Regions from separate parts of the Homo sapiens genome. Here region 2 is linked to region 1. Evidence: read pairs that join two places in POLR2A ChIA-PET (ENCODE). Cell type or tissue: OCI-LY7. All regions are shown on one strand. Links, peaks and the distances in the headings refer to the core of each region. The heading gives the core; the rest is flanking DNA.

Evidence for each region. ChIA-PET counts read pairs that join two places held together with the same protein. Peaks named below come from ENCODE experiments on the same cell type or tissue, not always from the same donor. Only the 100,000 strongest peaks of a DNase experiment are listed, where the experiment ranks them.
Region 2: POLR2A ChIA-PET joins it to region 1 with 13 read pairs; 2 of 35 experiments call an interaction of 5 or more read pairs at or near these places.

What each region holds. Positions count from the first base shown.
Region 1 is chr15:35,434,065-35,439,448 of GRCh38, reverse strand. All of the region lies in intron 5 of DPH6 (diphthamine biosynthesis 6), which reads left to right. It overlaps LOC124903464 (a long non-coding RNA gene), which reads left to right and starts at 3,199. Exons shown (of 2, transcript XR_007064580.1): 1 at 3,199-5,384. In OCI-LY7, for the core only: no CTCF peak of the experiment used is centred there; no DNase peak of the experiment used is centred there.
Region 2 is chr15:35,324,538-35,329,921 of GRCh38, reverse strand. It overlaps a transcript of DPH6 not described here. Among named protein-coding and RNA genes, the nearest start is that of MIR3942, 45 kb to the left of the region's middle. In OCI-LY7, for the core only: no CTCF peak of the experiment used is centred there; no DNase peak of the experiment used is centred there.

The sequences.
Region 1 (5,384 bases), core at 233-5,232:
TAACCATATTGTCATAAGTTAAGAATGCTGACAGTGTCCAAATACTAGAGAAGCCAGGCAGAGAGAAACAAATATGCTCCAAATTTTGTTCACAGGAGTATACCCCACTCTATTAAAGGCTATAAATAGCTCAAAATAAGTTGCCTTGACTCTGAAAACAAAATAAGTATCAGCAGTGTTTTAAAGAAAAGTTTAAAAAGCTTACTCAGTTTTTCATTAGTTCGGTCCATTCCATTAACTCGTGTTCTGTTTGATATTCATCAACATTTCAGCTATTAATATCAACCCTAATTTTCTAATGAAATCTTAAAGACAATTCTATCCAGTCTTAACCAGTTTGACCGTGAGGTGAGATCGTCATAAACCTTTTATAACTCTTTATAAATTTTGCTAAAAAGCAGATTAGTACCTTAGGAAAACTTTGTTGTGCTTTTATTTCAATGCTCAATTTACAGAAAAACCATATAATACCCTTTTGAATCTAGTCAGTGTTCACACACAGAATTTCTTTTGCAAGATTAATTTTTAGAAACCTTCCACAACTTGTTTAAACCTTTGGCTTTATTTTACCTAATTTAAAATAATCCTATAAACCCAGGTAAAAAATTACATTTTGATGGCATTTGCATTTTACCAGTAATCTCCAAGGCTGTTTCCGTTTCTCAAAGACTAAAGTCACATGAACTAAAAGGGGCACCACACTTTTTATCTTCCCTTTAAAAGATATTTGATCTAGGTGCTTATTTTCCTTTAGGCCAATTAATAAGAGCTCTCTTTTTGTAGACATCACACACAACATATATATAACCACACAGACAAACAGAAGCAGATCCAATAGTTATAGGATATTCTGTTTGCCAATCTCCTAACTGGGCTATTGGCCTCCAAATGGGGCCCTTTAAGAGTAGGGCTAGGAAAGCATGCAGTTTCTAGGACCTAATAAACAGGTAAAGCTGGAAGACAAAAACAAATTTTGAGAAAGATTCATCCGCCTCTAATTCCTGGGGCTCCACGAGGAAAACGGAGGCTTCTCCCAAAATGGAATCCTTGGCACCTTTTCTGTTTTTCCCAAGTAATCACAGGCCATCGCTTGAACCAGGGACATGGAGGTTGCAGTAAGCTGAGATCGCACCACTGCACTCCAGCCTGGACGAAAGAGAGAGACTCCATCTCAAAAAAAGAAAGAAAAGAAATGATCTTAGGGCCTCTCATGTGTGTATTAAGGGTGGCAAGACAAAATGGAGAAAAGAATTTAGTCAACTGAGAAAAAAACTTTTTCCAGAAAAACGAGATACAAGAAGAGAAAAATATAAAGGTCTTTAAATATACCTATGACTTGGGTATCCATTTTTAATTTAGCTCAGCGCTGTTTATGAAAATCCATTTAAATCCCTTATTATCCAACTTTAACCATGCCAAGTGGCCAGTATTTTGGCTTTCAAATTTTACCAAGGTAACCTCCCAGGGACTCAGAGGAAGGAAAATTCAAGGTGATTTGTGGAGGGGAAGAGAATCAACAAATGGTAAAGGTCATGCAAATATCAAACCAGAAAGAACTCATTCCCTAAGCCAGGACTGAACCTAGGCTGCCATTGTAAAATGGCAGAGGCTAGAACAAAGCACTGCCACATGGTTACAGGTCATGCTTCCAAGGACATAAAACAAGATAGAGGCCTGCAGCAAAGTTTGCCACTGACTGGTTTGCTGGCCTGGGTTGAACAACAGGCCTGTGGAGTACTAGGCCTGTATCTCATCCTAAGGTACCCCTCTTTCTGACAGAACCATGCAGAGTGACATGCAGAGCACACCAGTTTGGCTATAGCTTAAGACCAGCCTCACAAATCCTTTTTCATAATTAAAACTTTACAGAAAATATAAACAGTGATCCTTACCATTCCCTTTACCGGTTTGCACCAGGAGAGGGAGGCCAAAAGCCCAACTGGTAAGAAAAAAGTTTACTCTTTTGCCTGCATGTCAGGCTCCGGGGTTCCCTTCCTCCAAGCTCAGTCCCAAGCCAACCAGTTTAAGGTTTGGGAAATTAACTTCTCCCAGTTTGGAGCATACATCCAAGAGGACTGTCCTGTAGGGGGACCCAATTACTCATCTGTGAAGAAAGGACAGAGGAGGAAAAAGGAAAAAGAAGACATTTTTTTCAAAGGAGCCCCAGGACTCAGGGTGCATTCAAAAGAGGTTCACAATGAAGATGAATGGCTACTCATCTAGAAAGAGGGGAGCGAGGCGTTCCTGGTTCCATTTTCTTCCTAGTGAATACCGTGGATATGTGAGGGAGAGAAAGTGAGGCATCCCTCTTTCTTTCGTCTGAGTATCCCTGAGGCCCAGCAACTGTGACAGGGTGCCACCATGGGCGTCAAAGTGGCTTTCACCCATGTAAACATGGGTGCCTAGGGAGTGGGATTATCTGCTGTTACCCACGTACACCCTGTCTCCCCTGCTGTTAGTAGCCTTCGAGCTCCAAAACTTGGAATTGAGTTTGGGACAAAAATGTGTCTCGGGGGTTGCATGGACTCCTTATCATAAGCCAAATGCTAAGGAGAAGCTGTGGAATTGAGTCCTCCAACAAGGGAGAGAAAAGGGTGTCCTGGCCTAGTAAAATGTCCTCTAAAAGGGGGAGAAAAAAAAGCCTCTTGCATAAAACTTAACTCCTGACCTGGTGGAGAAAAGAAAAAAAAAAAAACTTAAAGGCAGGGCTGTCTTAACTGAGACAGGATGGAGAAAAACAAAAAAAACTTAAATGCAAAGCTGTATTCACTGCTGACAGGGTGGAGGAAAGAAAAAGGTGCCTGAGCAAGAAACCTCTTATTCTTATGCAAATGGATTTCTCCAACAGGAGAGAAACTTTTTCTTTTATGAGATGGAGTCTCTTTCTGTCACCCAGGCTGGAGTGCAGTGACGAACAGGGAGAGAACCTTTTTTGTTTTGTTTTGTTTTGTTTTGTTTTGTTTTGTTTTTGTTTGTTTTGTTTGAGACGGAGTCTCACTCTGTCTCCCAGGCTGGAGCGCAGTGGCGCCATCTCGGCTCATTGCAAGCTCCGCCTCCCTGGTTCACGCCATTCTCCTGCCTCAGCCTCCCGAGTAGCTGGGAGTACAGGCGCCCACCACCACGCCCAGCTAATTTTTTGTATTTTTAGTAGAGACGGGGTTTCACCATGTTAGCCAAGATGGTCTTGATCTCCTGACCTCGTGATCCGCCTGCCTTGGCCTCCCAAAGTGCTGGGATTACAGGCATGAGCCACCGCGCCCAGCAGGAAAGAAGCTTTCAATTGCTGTCGGACTGAGCTAGACCCCTCGGCCAGGGAATGAGGGGACTCCATGGAGGTGTCGCGAGGTATGCTGCTCAGCTGGACGTGCAGGGCCTCTGGCCCCTGAGACTGCCCTGGGGCCAGGGCAGCAGCTATGGCCATATGTGCACCTACAGCCATTGGGGTGGAGGTGGATGACTGCTATAGTAAAAGAAAAGATAGGTGCCATTACGGTCCCAAAAAAAAGAAGGAAAATGCCATAGAAAAGGCTGGTTTGGACCAAGGCTGACATTCCCAAACCCCGAGAGCGAAGAAGGGACCACAGTTTCCTCTACCCTCAGAAGAAGTCCAAGGACAAGAAGGCTCAGAAACAAAAGGAAAAGAGATTTTTTGGTCCACATTTTACTCACCCCTCCTCATATGCCCGTATGGACCACCAAAATGATGCAAGATTTTTTGCTCCTTCAGCTAAAAATCTGGGTTCTTGTCTCACAACCAAGAAAAATTAGGCATACAGACACATGGAAGGGTGAGGAGGACAGATTTATTAGGCAAAAAGAATGCTCTCAGAAAAGAAAGAGGGGGTCCTGCCAACATGCACCCACATCACAGATTGAATACCAGGCCACCACACATGAGCTGAAGAGGCCTGACTCCTCCCCCTGCATAAGGCATGAATTCCTGGTGGCTTTACCCCATTCTCCCAGTGCTCATGCAGACCCCCAGTCTGTTGCAGGCATGCCCAGGCAAAACCCTGTGCAGGTTCCCTTTTCTGCCTCCTGCATCTATCAATTACTGCTCAATGTTTGCCTTTTTTGAAGCCATTCGAACAGTTGTCTACATTTGATTGTCCAAAACTCAGTAATTGTCACGTGTAGGCTATGGTGTGTTTACACCTCTACTTGTTGTATTTCACGATGTACAGAGATACCTTTAGGTCAAACTTAAAATATGTAAGGAGGCAGCTTTAGACTAAACTTGATTTAATGTTATGCAGCACCCAGGTGTATTTTTGTGGAAGGGTCGTGTAGATAATCGACCATTCTACTGGGGAAGGAAGTTTTTTACTTTATTTCTAACAATACAGTATTACTTAACTCACCAAAACTCATTAGTGACCAGGCATAGTGGCTCACACCTGTAATTCCAGTTCTTTGGGAGGCTCAGGTGGGCAAATGGCTTGAGCTTAGGAATTCAAGATCAGCTTGGGCAACATGGTGAAACCCTGTCTGTACAAAAAAAAAAAAAAATAGCTGGGCATGGTGGCATATACCTGTAGTCCCAGCTATCTGGGAGGCTGCAGTTGGAGGATCACTTGAGCCTGGGAGCCGGAGGTTGCAGTGAGCTGAGGTCATGCCACTGCACTCCAGCCTGGGCGACAAGAGTGAGACTCTGTCTCAAAAAGAAAACAAAACAAACAAACAAAAAAAGCCTTAGTAGTAATTTATGTTTCTTAATTATATATTTTTTCATCTTTATTGCTTTGAATTTTGTTTTGATGTTAATGATAGGACCACTGCAACCTTTCTTTACATTTGCCTGATACATTGTTGCCTGTTCTTTCATTTTCACTTTTCTATGTGTGTGTGCGTGCATATACTTTTAGATGCATTTTATAATTGGCGTAACATTGGATTTTATTATTGACCCAATCTTTGTCTTAAAAAGTTTAACTGTTTTTACTGATATAATCAATTAATTATTTCTTAATTTTTCTACTTATTTTATTCATTTTATGTCATCAATTTTTTGTTTTACTGCTTTTCCCTTTATTTTCTACCTTTTGCTATATGGAATATTTTAGTGCCCTCTGTTGTTTTGGCAGTAATGCATTCTATTAATAATTAGCTTTAATCTTTTCAAAGGTGTTCTTTAAATTATGATTTTTAAAATATCAACATCAAAGTTGTAATAGTCCCTTTTTATCACTTCCTAATCAATATAAGGAATTGAAGAGACTAGGCCTATAAGTGGACCAGAGACCTAGTCGTATTAGGTATCCTTACCTCCCAGAGATAGAAACGACTGACCTTTGACTCAAACTGGCCTGCTGTATTTTTTTCAGAAATGTATCTGCTGTTTTGAGTCTGATTTGTACTAGTTTATAAGCTGATAGTAGAGATGG
Region 2 (5,384 bases), core at 84-5,083, 110 kb after region 1:
ATAGAAATGATGGATTGTGTCACTGACCAGTCCAGCAGCCTATTTCTTTCAACACATTACTGTGTATTTACTGTTTTAGCTGTATTGTTTTCAATTTCTGGCACATAGTCAGTTTTTGATCCTGGGTAGAAAATGTCAGTGCTCACATTTCCTATGGGGTTTTGGCCTTTTTGTGAAAAGGTAGGGGAGAGCTAAGTGAATTACGATGCTGTCATCTGAAGAAACCACAATGTATTTCTTTCCCAAATTTTAGCAAGAACAGAACTGATCATCTGCTTGTACAAGCCTTTCCTTGAACTCTACCAGCAGTTCACTCAGGCTTCTCTGCCTGTTCTCTTTCATGCTGTGAGAATGTAGCATACAGAAGTCCTTTTAACCTTCCCTTTGCAAGGTTAATTGATTTAGTTAACCACAAGGAAGATAAATTTTGTCAAGGAATTTAGAAATCTAAATTTAGAAATTCAGGTATTTAGAATTTCACAACTAAGCTTAAATAATATTAAAATTAAAATAAGTTGCCTCAATGCAAATAGTTTATGGAGAATGCTTGTCTTTCATTAATTTATTGAAAACTGGCACCTCTCTCATCCACAGCTCTATTTCCCTGCATTCTATATACACACAAATGCTATCTGCTACTACCAGATACATTTGTGTATAATAATCTTAGAAATCAATACATTCTGAGTGTTAATAATAGCTAATACACATTGTAATTACCTGGTATTATAGATTATCATGCTTAAGTGTACCTCAATCACCATGAGTCTGTATCTTCTAATATCTTTTACTGACTGATATGGTTTGGTTCTGTGTCTCCACCCAAATCTCATCTTGAATTGTACTTCCATAATTCCCATGTGGGAGGGACCCAGTGGGAGATAATTGAATCATGGGGGCAGTTTCCCGCGTACTGTTCTTGCAGTAGTGAATAAGTCTTATGACATCTGATGATTTTATCAGGGGTTTCCGCTTTTGCATCTTCCTCATTCTCTCTCTGCCTGCTGCCATCCATGTAAGATGGGAGTTGCTCCTCCTTGCCTTCCACCATGATTGTGAGGCTTCCCCAGCCACGTGGAACTGTAAGTCCAATTAAACCTCTTTCTTTTGTAAACTGCCCAGTCTCTGGCAACTTATCAGCAGCATGAATGGACTAATACACTGACCCATAAGGAAGTGTCTTTGTTTGGACTAATGACATTATTTTCCTACCTATTTGGAACAATTCATTTAAAACTTCTCAATATTAAGAATTGTGACAAGGATTCTTCTTTAGTTTTACATAATTTCACATTATCTTTTTGGATAAATAATTTGAGTCTTTATTTCCTCGTAGTACCTTGTTCTCTTATCACCTTTTCTTCTTTTGGTCAGCCATATCCAGTCTTTCCATAACATTATTTAGCAATACTTTTAAAGCACCTACTCTGTGTCAAGTACTATGCTAGTTGCTGGATTTATTACAGAGAATAAAATAGACATTTTCTGTACTCACAACGTTTAGAGTCTAGCAGGGAAAATACATGTAATTATACAAAGTAGAGGAGAGAGAGAGAGAGACAAAAAGGGAAAGAGAAAGAAATACACCTAACTCAGATTTTTGCATTCCAGGTGTCAAAGGGGTTACCAGGTTAAGATGGCAGAAAGAAGGAGAAAAACGGGGCCTGTCAGGGATAATTAATAGCATTTTAAAGCCTAGGAGCAAGAGAAAGTATGATGACACAGAGGACCTGAAAATAGTGGTAGAGGCTATGATAGACTCTACCTTTTCACAATGAGGAAATATGGAGCTCATTAATTTATATATATATATAGGTTTGCCTGACTTCGTCCAAGTACATGGAAGTTTTGATGGTTCATGTTGCAGTGAAGATGAGTGAACTAAACAGAGAAGCTCTTACGTTGTAGAGGAGTTTAAATAAACAAGGTACAGTCATAGCATTATGCTGTTATAGCTGGAGGGTTTGCAATGTATTTGATCAGGAGTTAAGCAAATAACTAAAGAGTCAAGTGGTCATGGTATAAGTTGGTAAGTTTTGATATGGTGAGGTAGAGAGTCAAACTAGAGAGGGGCTGCTCACTCTAAAGTTACTCAAAATACTCTATTTATCTAACAAAGCATGGGCTTAAAACCTCTGAATCAACCCAACTGTCTTATTTCCTAGCTGAGGAAACCAAGGCCTAGAGAAGTTAGAGACCAAAGTCTCACAACAAGTGAGCAGCAAAGATGGGACTGGAACACGTCTCCTGACTTTCACTTCGCTCACTTGCTATTGTTTAAAGAACCTTTTCTAGAGGCCAGGCACGGTGGCACTTGGGGAGGCCGAGGTGGGCAGATCACGAGGTCAGCAGATAGAGACCATCCTGGCTAACATGGTGAAACCCCGTCTCTACTAAAAATACAAAAAATTAGCCAGGCATGGCAGCAGGCACCTGTGGTCCCAACTACTCAGGAGGCTGAGGCAGGAGAATGGTGTGAACCCAGGAGGCGGAGGTTGCAGTGAGCCAAGATTGCGTCACTGCACTCCAGCCTGGGGGACAGAATGAGACATGAGACTCCCTCTCAAAAAAAAAAAAAAAAAAAAGGAACCTTTTCTAGAAATTTTAGTCAGTACTTTTGGAGCAGAAAAATTATATTTGATTTCAGAAAGTCGATTTTAGGAAGCATTTACAAACTAGACTACAACTGCTAAGCAAGAACTAAAATGTTTAATATGCTGCAAAAGCTTGCAACATTACACATAATGTAACCAGTGTAGATTGCAGAATACAAGATTTGAATGATTAAGGCAGCTTCCTTATATGGAAATTTGGACATTTTATAGGGCCTTTGCACTTGTAGTTCTTCTCCCAAATGCTAGCATGGCTCACTTCTTCATGCCTCTTACATGTCACCTTCTCAGCAAGGTCTTTCCTGGCTACTCTATGAATGCCACACTCCCACTCTAATATTTCCTCTGCTGGTTCCTTGCCTTAAATGTCTGTTTAACACTCATCCCTGTCTAACATGGGATATATTTTACTTCTTTAGTTTTTCTTACTGTCTGTGATCCTCAGCTAGAATGCAGGTTCTTAGTGAGGTAGGGATGGGGAGGTAAAAATTCTGACATCCTGAAGGAACTTAGTAAGTATTTATTGAATACTACATAAAACACAAGTACTTTGTCACTTATAAGACTACTTACATGCCAGGCATGGTGGCTCATGCCTGTAATCACAGAACTTTGGGCAGCTGAGGTGGGAGGGTTGCTTGAACCCAGGAGTTTGAGACCAGCCTGGGCAATATAGCAAGACCCTATCTCTACAAAAAATTTTTTTAAAAATTAGCTGGGCACGGTGGTGCATGTCTGTAGTCCCTACTACTCAGGATGCTGAGGTAGGAGGATCGCTTGAACCTAGGAGGTTGAGGCTGCAGTAAATCACATTTGCACCACTGCACCCAGCCCAGGCAACAGAAAGACCCTGTCTCTTAAAAAAAAAATTCTTTTTAAATTTTAAAAGATTATTTGGCTAATTTTAAAAGAAACTAAAAGTAAAAACTGATTTATTAATTATGTATGTAACTTAGTATTTCCATATACAAAATTTGCAAAGACAATTGAGCTTTAATAGGTGGTTATATTTTGTATTTGACAAATAGAAATCAGTTTTGACAGTTTTCAAGAAAAATGATAATATGTTTATGCTGTTTTTATGTGTGGATATGAAAAAGTTCAATGTTAGAGGAGAGAATATAATAAAAAAGTAAAGGTAGACAGTAAGTTTACACATGTTCAAGTTCAGAAAACACTGACAATTTTCTAAACTCATAGTGCCAATTTCTACTTCCATCAGCAATGTATTGTTTTTGTTCCATATCTTTGTCAACAGTTGGTACTGTCGGGTTTTTAAAATTTTTTCTATTCTGATTGGTATATTGTGGTATCTTGTGTTGGTATTAGTTTGCATTTCCCTAATTACTACTGAGATTGAACTTCTTTCTGTATATTTATCTGCCGTTTTGTGTCTTGTCTATTTTTCTATTGTGTTATCTATCCTTTTTATTGATGTACATTATTTCTTTATATATTCTAGATATGAGAACTTTGTCAAATATTTTTGTTGGAGATATCTTTTCCCATTCTGTTGTTTGACTTTTCACTGTTTTAGTGGTATATTTTATGAGCAGAATTTGTCAATTTAGTGCAGTACAGTTTATTATTTTTCCCTTATGGTTAGTGTTTTCAATGTCCTCTTTAAGAAAACATTTACAAGTTCAAGGCCATGAAGAAATGTTATGATATCTTCTAGAAAGTTTATTGTTTACCTTCCAGATTTAGATCTACACTATCCTCCCTCCTCCACCCCCAGCTGATTTTTATGGATGGAGTGAGGTTAGGTTTAGCTTTTATGTTTTCCGCATGTACATACAATGGAATCAGCACTGTGGATGTAAAGGATAATTCTTTCTCCCGGGTTCTGCAGTGTTACCTTTCTCATAAATTAAGTATTCATACAACTGTGTCCCTTTCTCCAAACTCTTTTATCTGTTCCCTTGGTCTAATTGTCTATTTTTGTTCTAGTAACACAGTGTCTGAATTATAGTAGCTTTTAAGTAAGTCTTGATATTTAATAGAATAAGTTCTCCAGCTTTGTTCATTAGAATTATCTTGGTATTTTTTAACCCTTTGCATTTCCATGAATATTTTAGATTCAGTTTGTCAATTTGAATAAAAAAAAACCAGCTGGAATTCAGATTAGAAATGTATTAAACATATAAAGTAATTAGGGGAAAATGTCAAACTTCAAACTCTGAACAGTAAATACTTAATCACATGTGATGCTAAGGAACCTTCAAATCCAAAAAAGAGAAATCAAGGGCACCAAATGTAACAAACTCCTGTACTTTTTCCATCTTATTGTGATTTTTTGCACTGGGCTATGTAAAAATTCTTCAGCTCAATCTTCCAGCTCAATAAGCTGATGATTATATCTGTTCCTTCTGCTATTATCCCAAGTACTAAGATTCTGTTTTATTTAAACTTATAATTGTTTCACTTTCATAGCAGCCAGTTTTGTTAAGACAGACACATCTTCCCTAATTTATCTGATACTAATTATAATAATTTTATTTTGTTTCCCATATTAATTCAGTTTCCTAAAAGGTAAAATTCTTTTGTTTGTTGAGTTCAATGCCTCATGCCTCTTTTTTGTGCTTGTTTTGGTTTTCCTTCAATTTTGGTAATTATTGACTATCGGTTTATATTTATGGATAAGCATCTTGATTCCTGATTACTGCTATCTGCAATGTATGTTCTCACTTTCAGTGACAATCTTTTATGTCCTGGTCCTGAGTGCAGGCTCCAAATATAAGAGCTGTCTTTCGAAGATAGGGGAGAGGAAAT